Regions from separate parts of the Homo sapiens genome. Here region 2 is linked to region 1. A link is a contact called in ENCODE Hi-C or POLR2A ChIA-PET data. All regions are on one chromosome and are shown on one strand. Each heading gives the region's core, a stretch centred on a gene start or an enhancer-like site at or near the end of the contact. The rest is flanking DNA. Distances are from core to core; before and after follow the strand shown. Region 1 has its middle 110 kb from the start of SPATS2L. Region 2 overlaps SPATS2L (spermatogenesis associated serine rich 2 like).

Region 1 (6,979 bases), core at 2,006-4,505:
GCCTCCCAGGTAGTTGGGATTACAGGCGTGCACCACCACGTGTGGCTAATTTTTGTATTTTTAGCAGAGAGGAAGTTTCACCATGTTGGCCATGCTGGTCTCTAACTCCTGACCTCAGGTAATCCGCCAGCCTCAGCCTCCCAAAATGCTGGGATTACATGCATGAGCCACCTTGTCCGGCCTCACCCAGCACCATTTAGTGAAAAGACTATCTTTTTCCCATTGTATGTTCTGGGTGTCCTTACTGAAGATGAGTTGGCTATGAATGGCTGGGTTTATATCTGGTTCTATATTCAGTTCCATTGGTCTGTGTGTCTGTCTGTTTTATGCCAGAACAATGCTGATGTGGTTACTATAACTTTGTAGTAAATTTTGAAGCCAGGTAGTGTGATGTCTTCAGCTTTGTTCTTTTTGCTTAAGATTGCTTTAGCTATTCAGGATCTTTTGTGGTTTTATTTAAAGTTTAGAATTTTTGTCCTGCTTCTGTGAAAAGTGAAAACCTCCTGCATTTTCAATGTTGGCAACTAATTCAAAATTTAAAATATTATGCAGGTGAAACAAAATTCACCTGCTGTATTTGTTCCATAGACAAGTCATTTGCAGTCTCTGGACTATAAGAAATAAAAAGATAAAATAAAAAATATGGGAAGTCATAGGAAATGGGTAGAGAAGTTGAATTTTGAGATGGGATAGAGGCATGGATGGGACTCCTGATAAGATCTGAGATATCAGAGACAATTGAAAAGATGAATTCCCACAATTCTTACATTTGTTTATCCATTTCTTTTTCAACCAATATGCACTGAGTACCTCCTATATGTCAGGCATTATGCTAAAGGTGGTGCAGATGTGGGTAGCAGAGGAGGGGAATGGTCCCTGTACTCAAAAAAACGTTTAGTCTAGTGGTTAGACACCTGAAAGATTAAAAAATATGCCAGAAAAAAATTCATAGGCTAAGAGACAGTGTTCAAAGCAGGAGGAACAGCACCTGGGAAGGCCACATATGAGCATGGCAAGCTGTGTCTGCAAAGCCCAAGGAAGTTCTTATGCCTATAGGACAGAGCTCAAGGGGAAGTGGTGAGAGGAGGCTAGAGACACTGGCAGGGGCCAGAGCCTGGAAAACCCCAAGCAAAGCCCTTTTTGTACTAACCCTAGAGGCAATGGAAAATTCGTCAAGGATTTTAAGCAAGAGACTCAAGGAGGTTGTAATATTTAAAGATGTTCCAAGGTTAGCGTATAGAACATAAAATGGGAGACCAAGTGTGAAGCAGTGGCTGTAATTCAGGCGAGAAATAAAGGCCAGGTAGAACAGAAAGAACTGAATCAAGGGAATGGATTTAAGAGACATTTTGGAGATGGAAGAAAGATCAAAAGTAATTGATATGAAGTAGAGAACAAAGGAGATGGAGGATTTAAAGATAACATCCCCAGGGTTCTGGTTTGGGCACTGGGTGAATGATGGTTCCATTCCCTGAGAAAGTCAACTCTGGTACTCTGTGTGTGTGTGTGTGTGTGTGTGTGTGTGTGCGAGTGTGTGTGTGTGTGTGTGTGTGTGTGTAGTGGTTTAGGGGAAATGCTCATTTGTTTTGCCTTGATATGCTAAATTTATGGTGCCAGAAAGACATCCAAGTGGAGACGTGTAACAGGCAATTGCTATATGGGCAATGAACTTAGGAGGAGGGTTGCATTAGAGATTTAGCTTTTGGTGCCATCAGCATATAGCTGAAAGTAGGGGACATTGTCTATAGAGTTTAGAGGAAGAATATCAGACTGCCAAGAAAAGATTTCTTAGGGCTACTAATATTTAAGGAATGAGTAGAAAAGGAAAGATTGTAATGATGTGTGAGAAGAAGCAGTCAAAGATATAAAAGAAAAATCAGGTAACTGTAGCTAAAAGAAAAGAGAAAAACATTTTTGAAAAAATAGAGCAAAGCAACAACTGAAAAATGTCCTTAAGATTTCACAACAAGAATTTGGGCAAGATAATTTTCAGTAGCCTGGCGGTTCAAGGATATCGCATATTCTTATCCTTAGTGTAGAAATGGTAACAGCAAATGTAGACAATTCTTTAAAAAGTTTGATTGTGAGATGCCAAATAGCCAAAATAACCTTGAGCAAAAAGAACGAAGCTGGAGGCATTACATTCCTTGATTTCAAAATATCCTATAAAGGGATTATAATCAAAACAGCATGAAACTGTGTAAGAACAGACACATTGATCAGGATAGAAAGCCCAGAAATAAACCCAAAAATTTACAGTCGATTTTTTTTTTCTTTTGGCTTTTTTTTTTTTTGACAGTTTCACTCTTGTCACCCAGGCTGGAGTACAGTGGCATGATTTCGGCTCACTGCAACCTCCACCTCCCGGGTTCAAGCAATTCTGCCTCAGCCTCCCAATTAGCTGGGATTATAGGCATGCACCACCATGCCTGGCTAATTTTGTATTTTTAGTAGAGACTGGTTTTCACCATGTTGGCCAGGCTGGTCTCGAACTCCTGACCTCAGGTGATCCGCTAGCCTTGGCCTCCCAAAGTGCTGAGATTGCAGGTGTGAGCCAGCACACCCAGCCTGATTTTTGACAAAAGTGCCAAAAAAAAAAACACAATGGCGCAAGGAAAATATCTTCAATAAATGTTGTTGAAAAACTAGATATCCACATACAGAAGAATGATATTAGACCTTTATCTTGATATTAGAACCTTACACCATATACAAAAGTCAGCTCAATATGGATTAAAGACTTAAATCTAAGACCTGAAACTTTAAAACTTCCAGAAGAAAACCCAGGGGGAAAGCTCCACTACATTGGTCCGGGCAGTGATTTTTTGGATAGGATTCCAAATGTACAGGGAACAAAAGTAAAAGTAGACACATTGATGGCGTCAAGCTAACAAGTTCCCGCACAGCAAAGAGAACAATTAAAAGAGTGAAGAGACAACCCACAGAATGAGGGAAAATATTTACAAACCATACATCTAAGAAGAAGTTAATACCCAAAATATATAAGGAAGCCAAACAACTCAACAGCAAGAAAATAAATAAGCCAGCTGAAAATTGGCTAAAGGACCTGACTGACCAATTTTCAAAAGAAGACATACAAATGGTAATAGGTATATGAAAAATTCTCAGCACCACTAATCATTAGGGAAATGCAAGTTAAAACCACAATGAGACATCACAGCTTTTCGAATGGCTTTTACCAAAAAGCTCGAGATAAGTATTGAAAAGGAAGTACAAAAAGGGAACCCTTATATACTGTTGGTGGGAATGTAAATTGGTACAGCCACTTTGGTAAGCAGTATGGAGGTTCCTCAGAAAACTAAAAGCAGAACTACTATGCAATGCAGTAATCCCACTTTTGGATATATACCCAAAGGAACTGAAATCAATGTGTCAAAGGACTCTCTGCACTCCTGTGAACATTGCAGCATTGTTCACAATAGCCAAGATATGAAACCAACCTAAAGGTCTGTAAGTAGATGAATGGATAAAGAAAATATGGTACAGGATTAAGATGGCAGATAGGAGGCAGGACTAGCTTGCAGCTCCCTCTTGGACAGACAGAGCAGCATGTGGAGACTCATATTGTGAACTTTTGCTCCATGAACTACCACAGCAACATACCTGGAAAGCCAAGAGAATCCACAGACCCTTTGAAGGAATTGGATCACCTCTGCAGGCTCCCCAGATGCCAAAAAGCTGTGAGTCTGCTTGCTTTCTCAGCAGGGAGGCTCATGGTCTGGGGCAAGTTCTCAGGCCTGGTCACTGGCTGCCTGGACTTGATGCAGTTGGAGGAGCACAGTGGGAGTGAGACCAGCCCTTAGGACTACAGGCTGTGTGGCAGCAGGGTGAGGCCGGTGACTGCCAGCTTTACCCCACTTCCCTGGCAACCTGTGTGACTCAGCAGAGGCAGCCATAATCCCCCTGGGAACAAAACTCCATTGGCCTGGGAGCCACGCCCCCAGCCCCTACAGCAGCTGCAGCATGCCCCACCCAAGGAGAGTCTGAGCTCAGACACATGTATCCCTGCTCCAGCCTGGTGGTCTTTCTCTACCCACCCTGGTTGTTGAAGACAAAGGACATAATCTCTTGGGAGCTCTATGGCCCTGCCCACCGCCTCAGAAACCTGAATATGTAACCAGGCCACCCTAGGGCAACTTTGCTTCCTGCCTGTAGTACCACAGTTGATGCACTCTTGAAAGCGCCACCTCCTGGCTGGAGGCCAACCAACACAAAACCAGTGCACTGAAAAAAAATACAACCAAAGACCCTCACAGAGTCCACTTCACTTCCCTGCTTCCTCCACTGGAGCAGGTGCTGGTATCCACAGCTGAAAGACCTGAAGATGGATCACACCACAGGACTCTTTGCAGACACTCACCAGTACCAGCCAGGAGCCCAGTAGCTGTGCTGGGGCCAGACCCAGAAGAGCAAAACCAATCACAGCAGTTCGGCTCTCAGGCTCTTTCTGAATTGGCAGAAAAATAATTCAGAAGACCAATTATTAAGCTAATCAAGGAGGCACCACAGAAAGATGAAGTACAACTTGAAATCAAAAACATGATACAGGATATGAAAAGAAAAACCTTCAGTGAAGTAGATGGCATAAATAAAAAAACTTTGCAACTTCTGGAAATCAAGGACACACTTAGAGAAATGCAAAATGCACTGGAAAATCTCAGTGATAGAATCCAACAAGCAGAAGAAAGAACTTTCAATCTTGAAGACAAGGCTTTTGAATTAACTCAATCCATCAAGGACAAAGAAAAAAGAATTTAAAAAAAAATAAACAGGCCAGGTGCAGTCGCTCACACCTGTAATCCTGACACTTTGGGAGGCCAAAGTGGATGGGTCACCTGAGGTCAGGAGTTCAAGATGAGCCTGGCTAACATGGTGAAACCCTATCTCTACTAAAAATACAAAAATTAGCTGGGCGCAGTGGTAGGCACCTGTAATCCCAGCTACTTGGGAGGCTGAGGCAAGAGAATTGCTTGAACCCGAGAGGTGGAGGTTTCAGTGAGCCAAAATTGTGCCATTGCACTCCAGCCTGGGTGGCAAGAGCAAAACCCCATCTCAAAAACAAAAGCAAAAACAAAAACAAATGAACAAAGCCTCCAAGAAGTTAAGAAGTTTCGGACTATGTTAAGTGTTCAAACCTAAGAATAATTGGTGTTCCCAAGGAAGAAGAGAAATCTAAAATCTGGAAAACATATTGAGGGAATAATAACGGAAACCTTCCACAGCCTTGCTGGGATCTAGAAATCAGAATACAAGAAGCTCAAAGAGATTCATCACAAAAAGATCATTGCCTAGGCACATAGTCTTCAGGTTATCTAAAGTCAAGATAAAGGAAAGAATCTTAAGAGCTGTGAGGCAAAAGCGTCATGTAACCTATAAATGAAAACCTATCAGACTAACAACAGATTTCTCAGCAGAAACCCTACAAACTAGGAGGGTTTGAGGTTCTAGTTTTAACCTCCTTAAACAAAACAATTATCAGCCAAGAATTTTGTATCCAGTGAAACTAAGCCTCAAAAATGAAGGAAAGATACAGTTTTTTCCAGACAAACAAATTCTGAGACAATTCACCACCACCAAACTGGCACTACAAGAACTGCTAAAAGGAGCTCTAAATCTTGAAACAAATCCTCAAAATACATCAAAATGGAACCTCCTTAAAGCATAAATCTCACAGGACCTATATAACACAATGAAAAAAATAAAAACAAGGTATTCAGGCAATAAATGGCATGATGAGTAGAATAGTACCTCACATCTCAATATTAATGTTGGATGTCAATGGCCTAAATGCTCCACTTAAAAGATACAGAATGGCAGAATGGATAAATATTCACCAACCAAGTTTCTGCTGTCTTCAGGAGAGTCACCTAACACATAAGGACTCACATAAACTTAAAGTAAAGGGGTGGAAAAGGATATTGTATCACACGAGTCCATGTGAAGAGACCACCAAACAGGCTTTGTGTGAGCAACAAGGCTGTTTATTTCACCTGGGTGCAGACAGGCTGTGTCCAAAAAGAGAGTCAGTGAAAGGAGATAGGGGTGGGGCCATTTTATAGGATTTGGTTAGGTAGTGGAAAATTACAGTCAAAGGGGGGAGTTCTCCGGCAGGCAGGGGCAGGGGTCACAAGGTGCTCAGTGGGGGAGCCTCTGAGCCAGGAGAAGGAATTTCACAAGGTAATGTCATCAGTTAAGGCAGGAACCAGCCATTTTCGCTTCTTTTGTGATTCTTCAGTTACTTCAGGCCATCTGGATATATACCTGCAGGTCACGGGAGATATGATGGCTTAGCTTGGGCTCAGAGGCCTGACATTCCTGCCGTCTTATATTACTAAGAAAAATAAAACAAAATAGTTGAAGTGTTGGGGTGGTGAAAATTTTTTGGGAGTGGTATGGAGAGATAGTGGGCGATGTTTCTCAGGGCTGCTTCAAGCAGGATTAGGGCAGCGTGGTAACCTAGAGTGGGAGAGATTAAGCTGAAGGAAGATTTTGTGGTAAGGGGCGATATTGTGGGGTTGTTAAAAGGAGCATTTGTCATATAGAATGATTGGTGATTGCCTGGATGTGGTTTTGTATGAATTGAGAAACTAAAATGAAGACACAAGGTCTGAATAAGAGAAGGAGAAAAACAGGTATTAAAGGACTAAGAATTGGGAGGACTCAGGACATCCAATTAGAGAGTGCCCAAGGGGGTTCAGAGTAATTACTTGCTTGGTTGGTGAGCTTTTGGGCTCATCCTTGACATATTCCATGCAAATGGACATGAAAAGTGAGCAGGAATAGCTGTTCTTATATCAGACAAAACAAACATTAAAGCAGCAGCAGTTAAAAAAAGAGGAATATTATATAGCAATAAAAGGACTAGTCCAACAGGAAAATATCACAATCCTAAATATATATGCACCTAATATTGGAGATCTCAAATTTATAGAACAATTATTACTAGACCAAAAAATGA
Region 2 (6,979 bases), core at 2,434-4,933, 270 kb after region 1:
TCTTTCCTGTATTATTTTCTAGTTTAGTTGCATTTTTATTAAGAATACTACCCATAAATACGTATTTATTAGATTCCTTCATTGACAAGCAACAGAAACTGACCCTGGCTAACCTCAAGGACAAGTAGAATTTGACAGGATGTGAGTATAGCTCAGCAAAGCAGAGCCCTGTCTGAAGGCTCAGCTCAACAATTAGGTAGGAACTGGGGTGGCTCTGGTGAAATAAGAAGCAATAATCACTAGACACTCTCATGGGACCATCAGCCCTGTACCACCCCACTTGGCTCGGATCCCTAAGAGAGAGGCTCTGATTGGCCTCCACTTGGGTCACGTCCATCATTTGGCCCAGAGAGGGTGTGACATCTTGATCGCCAGACCCACCAAGACTGTGGATCTTTGAAACTGCATCAGGGTACAGTTACCAGAAGGGGAAATAGTTACCAGGAAGGCAAGTATAAGTATTTACAACAAAATAGGAAGAAATTTTAAAATTCCCCTTATCCACTTTTTCACCCAGTATACTACACACACACACACACACACACACACACACACGCCTTCCAGCTTCTTACCCACTTCCAGGAAACTAGAGTGGTTGCAAGACACAGCTGCTGCTAGCTTTGAAAGTAAGATTGCAAATTGGGGCATAAAACTGCTTGGCAATGATTGACAGTGGCAAGTGACTTTTCAACTCCCTCCCTCCTGGTTGGGCATGAAAGCGGGCCCCATGGGGAAGAGGACCTCACCTGAGGGTGCTGAGGGCGTCAGTGGCCTTTCCCTCCTCAGCTTCTCTGCTCTGGCCTTTGTGGCCTCCCACCCAGCCAATTGCAGTGGCCTCCACACTAGTCTCTCTGCCTACACTGTCTCCCTTCAGCCTCGTACTCCACTAAGACCAGACGTAAACTCCCAAAGCAGATCTGGTTTCCCCAGTATATCTCCTTCCCCTCAGAAAGAAATTCACAGCTGGACTTCAATATATGTTCCAACTTCCATCTCTCTCTACAAAAATCCCAGCTTGTTAGAACATCAAGTAAGAAATATAAAATTGCTAGCTTCCTGATCTATTGAAATCACCTCATCTTCCGAGTTTCATTTCTGCCTATCAAAACGCCACCCATCATAAAATAGTTAGTAGCACAGGCTTTGGAGTGAAACAGTCCAGCTGCAAAATTTTCTACTTCTGTGACCTTGGATAAGTTACACATTCTCTTAGACTCGTAGAACCCCAATTCCCCCATCTGTAAAACAGAGGTAATAATACTGACTTCATAATACTGTGATCAGATGAAATGAGATTATCTGCTAAGAATTTGACCAGTGCCTCGTAAGTGTTCAATGATTTTTTCAATGTTCCCTCTTAAATAACTCTTTCCCCATTGCCCTCAGTAGGAAATAATTTCTTCCTCTTTTATATTCCTAAAGCACCAACCACATTCCACCTTGTATTGTAGTTAATGGTATCTGTTTTCCTTGCCATTGCTAAACTCCCTGGTAAACTCAAGAAGGGACTGAGTCGCAGTTATTTCTGTATTTCTCACCATGTCTTCTACACACAGATCTTAATTTTAAATGAATGGAAAAATAATCTCTTTCTCACTTCTTTTCACAGCACTTGAAATTCTGCCATTTAAAATAATATTTTCCAGACACTAAAGGCTTTGTGGACGTCCCGGTTCCCTGTTAAAATAGGAATGGGGGTCTAGGAAGGACGACATGTTTTCTCTTGATGGTTAATACCTTAGAAGGCACTTGGCCAAACTCAGAAGACCCTGCCAGAATGCAATTCAGAAAAGTACTAGGAGGGCGAGGGGTGCTAAAAGGTTAAATAGATGAGTCAGACACACATTTCATGTAGGCCCAAACAAGAGAAACACAGGCCCCTCACATATTCCCCAGGCAGGAAGATGCTCATTCCCTAGCCAGGTCAGCACTAAGACTGAGCGTGGAGCCTCCCAGCAACAGGGCTGGAAAGATCCCCACCAGGTCAGCACTGCAGTGGACACCGGAAGAGCAGAGTGAACGCATCCACGGGGGTGCCTTGGTCATTTCTGTAATCATGGGGTTCCTGCTTTTCATCTCTTTCCTCCAGCACTTTGTCAGCGAGCGTAAATATGACGAGGAGCTCGGGAAAGCTGCCCGGTTTTCCTGTGACATCGAACAGCTGAAGGCCCAAATCATGCTCTGCGGAGAAAGTGAGTTTTGCATATTTGCTGAATAATTCTGTGTGAGTAACCTTGGTGCTATTTGGAGTTGCTATTGGAAATGTCAGGTGTGCAGTCCCCCCAGGGGGCTAACGTGAGGTCTAAAGAGATTTAATGATCTAAGCTCATGACACAAGTCACCAGAAATGTCGAGATTTGAACCTAGAGTCTTCAAATGCCACTGCCCATCAGTAATTCCCCAGGATTTATTAAGTGGAACAGAACAGGTCAACTAGTTGATACCTTTTGCAAACTTTTATTAAGCACTGCCAGTTAAACTGCTTCTCTGATTTCAAACAGCCCTGGTTCTACAGAAACTCGTTAGGCAGAGAGAGTGAGTCTTCCTAACATGTCTGGGAACAATCAGTTATTGTTGTGCAGGGCCCAGCTGTTATGCGAGCCCCTCAGCAGTGCCCTGAGCCTCCACCCTCGGTTCTCTGTGCTGAGTGAGGCTGCAGATAATGAAAGACTTCACTCAGCCATTAGCTTTAGTCTTGTTCCCTATTAAGCCTTAATTAGAGCAGCTAATGTGCAACAAAATTGGCTGCTATATTTTCCCCCTACACCAGCCCACCCACAAGGGGAGGTGGGAATGAGCACTGAAGCGGCTTTAAGGACGGCCACAAGGAGGAAAGGACTAGTCAATGACGTGGAAACCCACAGCCTCGCAGTCAGCTGAAAAATTAAGATTTGGCTGCACTTCCTATTATGATAGAATTAACTATACTGTACTACACTGCATACATATATAGTAACACAATTTGCTTTTATCACTTCACAATCTATGGTAGACATTTTTTCATATCAATATATTTAACCAGTCATTTCTCTAAATATAATAGATGTCACCGGTCTTCTGGTTGCTGCATTTAGATTGCTTGCAGTTTTTCACCATTAAAATAACACTCTGATCACCTGAGGCCAGGAGTTCGAGGCCAGCCTAGCCAATATGGTAAAACCCCCATCTCTACTAAAAGTGCAAAAATTAGCTGGGCGTGGTGGCAGGTGCCTGTAAGCCCAGCTACTTGGGAGGCTGAGGCAGGAGAATCACTTGAACCTGGACCCGGGAGGCAGAGATTGCAGTCAGTGGAGATCGCACCACTGCACTCCAGCCTGGGCGACAGAGCGAGACTCCATCTCAAAAAATTAATTAATTAATTAATTAACACTGCTGCGAGCATCCTTGTCCACACATCCTTGCCAATTATTTGATTTTCTGACTGCATTTTTAAAAATTATTGTTCCCCCCTGTACTCTTCCTTATGAAAGAATCTACCTATTTGCCATTCTCTATCCCCAGCTTTTGCCCCACCTCTAAAAAAGGGAACTGCCCACCCTCTTTTCCACTTCAGCCCTCAATGAGCAAGACAGTGATGCTGAGCGATGCCCTGTCACCACCGATCTCGGGGCGATGGAGAGGTGCCCCTTCACCTCCTTTCCTCCTGAGCACTTCAAGTGCCATCTAGTGGGAGAAATGGTCCCTTACTAAATTCCAGGTGTCCATTCTGAAAGACAGACACCGTAATCATCCAAAGGCCCTTCCTTCTCAGCTTTGTTGAGAGCACATTGAGAACCCACAGGTACTGAACCGGAAATAGTGGTCCCTGATCTGCAGACAATAATGACCCCATGAAACTGAATCTGGTGAGCATAGGAGCCACGGAAATCCCCTGGTCACATTTGGACAGCCCCAGCTTGCTGTCACACCTTCCCAGTACACTGAAGGGACTGGGGATGTGTCCCTGGCCTTTCCATTTCTCCTGTATTGTGATTCTTACTGGTCCCGCCTAGTCCTCTAGCAGAACCCTGGGATTAAATCTGATCCAACAAAGAGAGCAGACAAAGTTGCTTTCAAAAATTGGTGACAGTTTTAAGCCTCAAAGAAAGGTCTAGCTGGCAGTCAGATTCTGGTGAACTGTGAGAGGGAAGTCAGGGCTTTATCCTTGAATTGATTCCCTCCAGTTCTGATTCAGTGTAATCACATAGAAATCATCCCAGCAGAAACCACCACTTTCAAAACCAGGGGGAATGGTCATAATAAACGCTGAGCAGACCTGCCTGAGCCCTGAGCCCTGAGCCCTGAGCTCTGACGGGTGTCCGCCTGATCAGCCTGCCTTGCCTGTAACCTTGGAAGTGGTGCACATCTGCAGTGAGGCTGCAGAAAACGGGGCTGATTAAAGGTGTGATGATGGAGCACTAATGAAATATACAAGATGCCTTAGGGGCTGGCGGGCCTGGCCCTGTGTTTGGGGGATATGCATGACCCAGAGTAACAGAATTCCTAACATCCAACATCACCCCATTCCCAAGCTCTCAGAACATCGTGGATCTGACAGGCCAGAGTGTCCGCATAGCTCCCAATCTTTCTGTGTCTGCAGTACCAGTTGGTCCAGGGAACTGATCAGGGAAGTGAGAACAGGTTTGGTAATGGGGACTCTACGAGGCAGAGTACATTTGCAGACAGGGCCAGAGAGGGAACCTTGAGGTTTCATTATCTCTTTTCCCTTGGTGGTTCTTGACCTAAAGAATAATATTTAAGTTGGTCAGATATGTCTTATTTCCTACAAATGTCTCCCAACTTGGATGATTATGCTGTAATCACAGTTCAGTGATTCCCACAAAAGAAATTTGGTTGTTCTCTTAAGCACCAAGATGCCCTTTCAAATAACATCTTTCAAAAGAAAACTTTTTAATGTTTTTGTGGAGCTCCTGGCCAGTTTCTTCATCTTCTAGCGCTTCCTAATGGGTTACTGAGGCAGCAGTGTTGGAGGTGCAGCTCGTAACACTGAGCACTTTATTATTGCAGTTACACATCCAAAGAACAACTATTCCTCAAGAACTCCCTGCAGCTCCCTGCTGCCTCTGCTGAATGCGCACGCAGCAACCTCTGGGAAACAGAGTAACTTTTCCCGAAAATCATCCACTCACAATAAGCCCTCTGAAGGCAAAGCGGCAAACCCCAAAATGGTGAGCAGTCTCCCCAGCACCGCCGACCCCTCTCACCAGACCATGCCGGCCAACAAGCAGGTAAGCCGACACTGGTGCAGGGTGCCAGAGGAAAAAAAAAAAAAAACCTGTTTCCAGAGGAAGAAAACAGCAACTACTAGATTCTGGGCCTCCTGGGGTCACACTCAGGCTCCCGCCACCTGCCCTCACCCACTCCCCACCCAGCAGCACTGCCCAGCTGGCCTCTTGGGAACTCCCCTGGTCGCTCTCATCCATGCCTGCCAGGTGCTTTCCCATGTGGAGGAAGTGGCCTGCATGCACTCTTGACCACGTGAGCAGAGTCCACCCCAGTGACACAGTTCTTCTCATGGCTAGGACTGCCACCATCCCTGGGGCCCCGAAACCAGCCCACACGTGGAAGGGACCCACAGAGACTCTGGAACAAGACTCGGAACCTACTAAACTACTAATGAGAGGAAATCTGGCATTTGTTTTTTAAGATATTTTAATCCCCATTTATGTTTAGCTGATCAATAAGAGGCTAAAGTTAGTGCAGTCTTCTCTTCTCTTGGGATTTCAGTAAGGAGAATACATTTCAAAATGGCATTCTTCATTCTTATCTATTATGATGTCTAAAGACACAAGTGTCCAAAGAACCATCTTCCTTCTCTCCTTCTGCTTCTCCACTATATCTTTTGGAGGTGATTTCCCCCTTATCCTTAGAGAATTAACAAAAAATTGGGATCTGCCGGATGCAATGGCTCACTCCTATAATCCCAGCACTTTGGGAGGCCAAGGTGGGCAGATCACTTGAGGTCAGGAGTTTGAGACCAGCCTGACCAACATGGTGAAACCCTGTCTCTACTAAAAACACAAAATTTAGCCAGGCATGGTGGCGGGTGCCTGTAATCCCAGTTACTCGGGAGGCTGAGGCAGGAGAATTGCTTGAACCCGGGAGGCGGAGGTTTCAGTGAGCCAAGATCGCACCACTGCCCTTCAGCCTGGGCAACAGAGTGAGACTCCATCTCAAAAAAAAATAAAAATAAAAATAAAGGATCTGATGATATAGAAGTTGGGCATGCTATAAAGATACCTAAGATACCTTTTATCATCTCCAAGAAAAAGTCTTTTCTTTTTTTTTTTTGTAAGACTTTAAAAATGGTGGTTTTCTAACAGGTGTCTTGTTGGGTTTTGCTGTCTCAGCCTTTGAGAATTCTTATTAATGATATTGACAGGTGTTTTCTCAGGCCCTGAAGTCTTCATGAGCTTTAAGATAGCACTTTGACAAGGAGCATGTTATAATCTCATTAGTTAAAGATCATAATCAAATCTGTTTTTACTTGTAGTCTAAATATATCTTCACAGTTTTTGTTCTTTTTTTTTTCTTTTTTTTGGCACAATCTCGGCCCACTGCAGCCTCAACCTCCTGGGCTCAAACAATCCACCAGGCTCAGCCTGCAGGGTAGCTGGGACTACAGGCACGTGCCACCACGCCTGACTAAATTTTTTTGTATAATTTTTGTAGAGATGGGGTTTTGTCATGTTGCTGTCAAATTCCTGGGCTCAAGCGATCCACCTGCTTCAGCCTCCCAAAGTGCTGAGATTACAGGCATGAGCCACCATGCCTGGCCTCTCTGTTCATTATTAAATACCATGCTGATAATTAAGTCTAAAATTTAGTCTAAGAGTTTCCCTTTTTCATAATTTCTTTAAAAACAAAGGAGGCCAGATTAAGTACTATCTATGTAGATACTTCTTCAGTTCTCTGGTTTAGCAGTTTAGGTAATGGCTCATTTAAGTTGAAATCCACTCAAATATCTAAGTCAGAACAC

Evidence for each region. Hi-C counts contacts between places; a loop is a spot of excess contacts on that map. ChIA-PET counts read pairs that join two places held with the same protein, here RNA polymerase II (POLR2A). Pooled maps may share reads with other maps.
Region 2: a map with no recorded cell type shows a loop between it and region 1 (5-fold over the local background). The contact joins two enhancer-like sites. A Hi-C loop is called at or near these places in 13 of 37 single-sample maps with no recorded cell type and 11 of 50 pooled maps. POLR2A ChIA-PET finds 5 or more read pairs at or near these places in 2 of 52 experiments (BJ and HCT116).

Annotation. Positions count from the first base shown.
Region 1 is chr2:200,195,921-200,202,899 of GRCh38, forward strand. No RefSeq gene overlaps it. Among named protein-coding and RNA genes, the nearest start is that of SPATS2L, 110 kb to the right of the region's middle. Within about 2 kb of position 3,256, at least 2 of the 41 ENCODE cell types and tissues checked have a DNase peak (open chromatin) inside an H3K27ac peak, as active enhancers do.
Region 2 is chr2:200,467,825-200,474,803 of GRCh38, forward strand. It overlaps SPATS2L (spermatogenesis associated serine rich 2 like), which reads left to right. Exons shown (of 13, transcript NM_001100423.2): 11 at 2,090-2,192; 12 at 5,008-5,228. The region is part of intron 2 of LOC101927741 (a long non-coding RNA gene); the gene reads right to left. Among named protein-coding and RNA genes, the nearest start is that of KCTD18, 39 kb to the right of the region's middle. RefSeq lists enhancers at 3,779-3,958, 5,274-5,423. Within about 2 kb of position 3,684, at least 2 of the 41 ENCODE cell types and tissues checked have a DNase peak (open chromatin) inside an H3K27ac peak, as active enhancers do.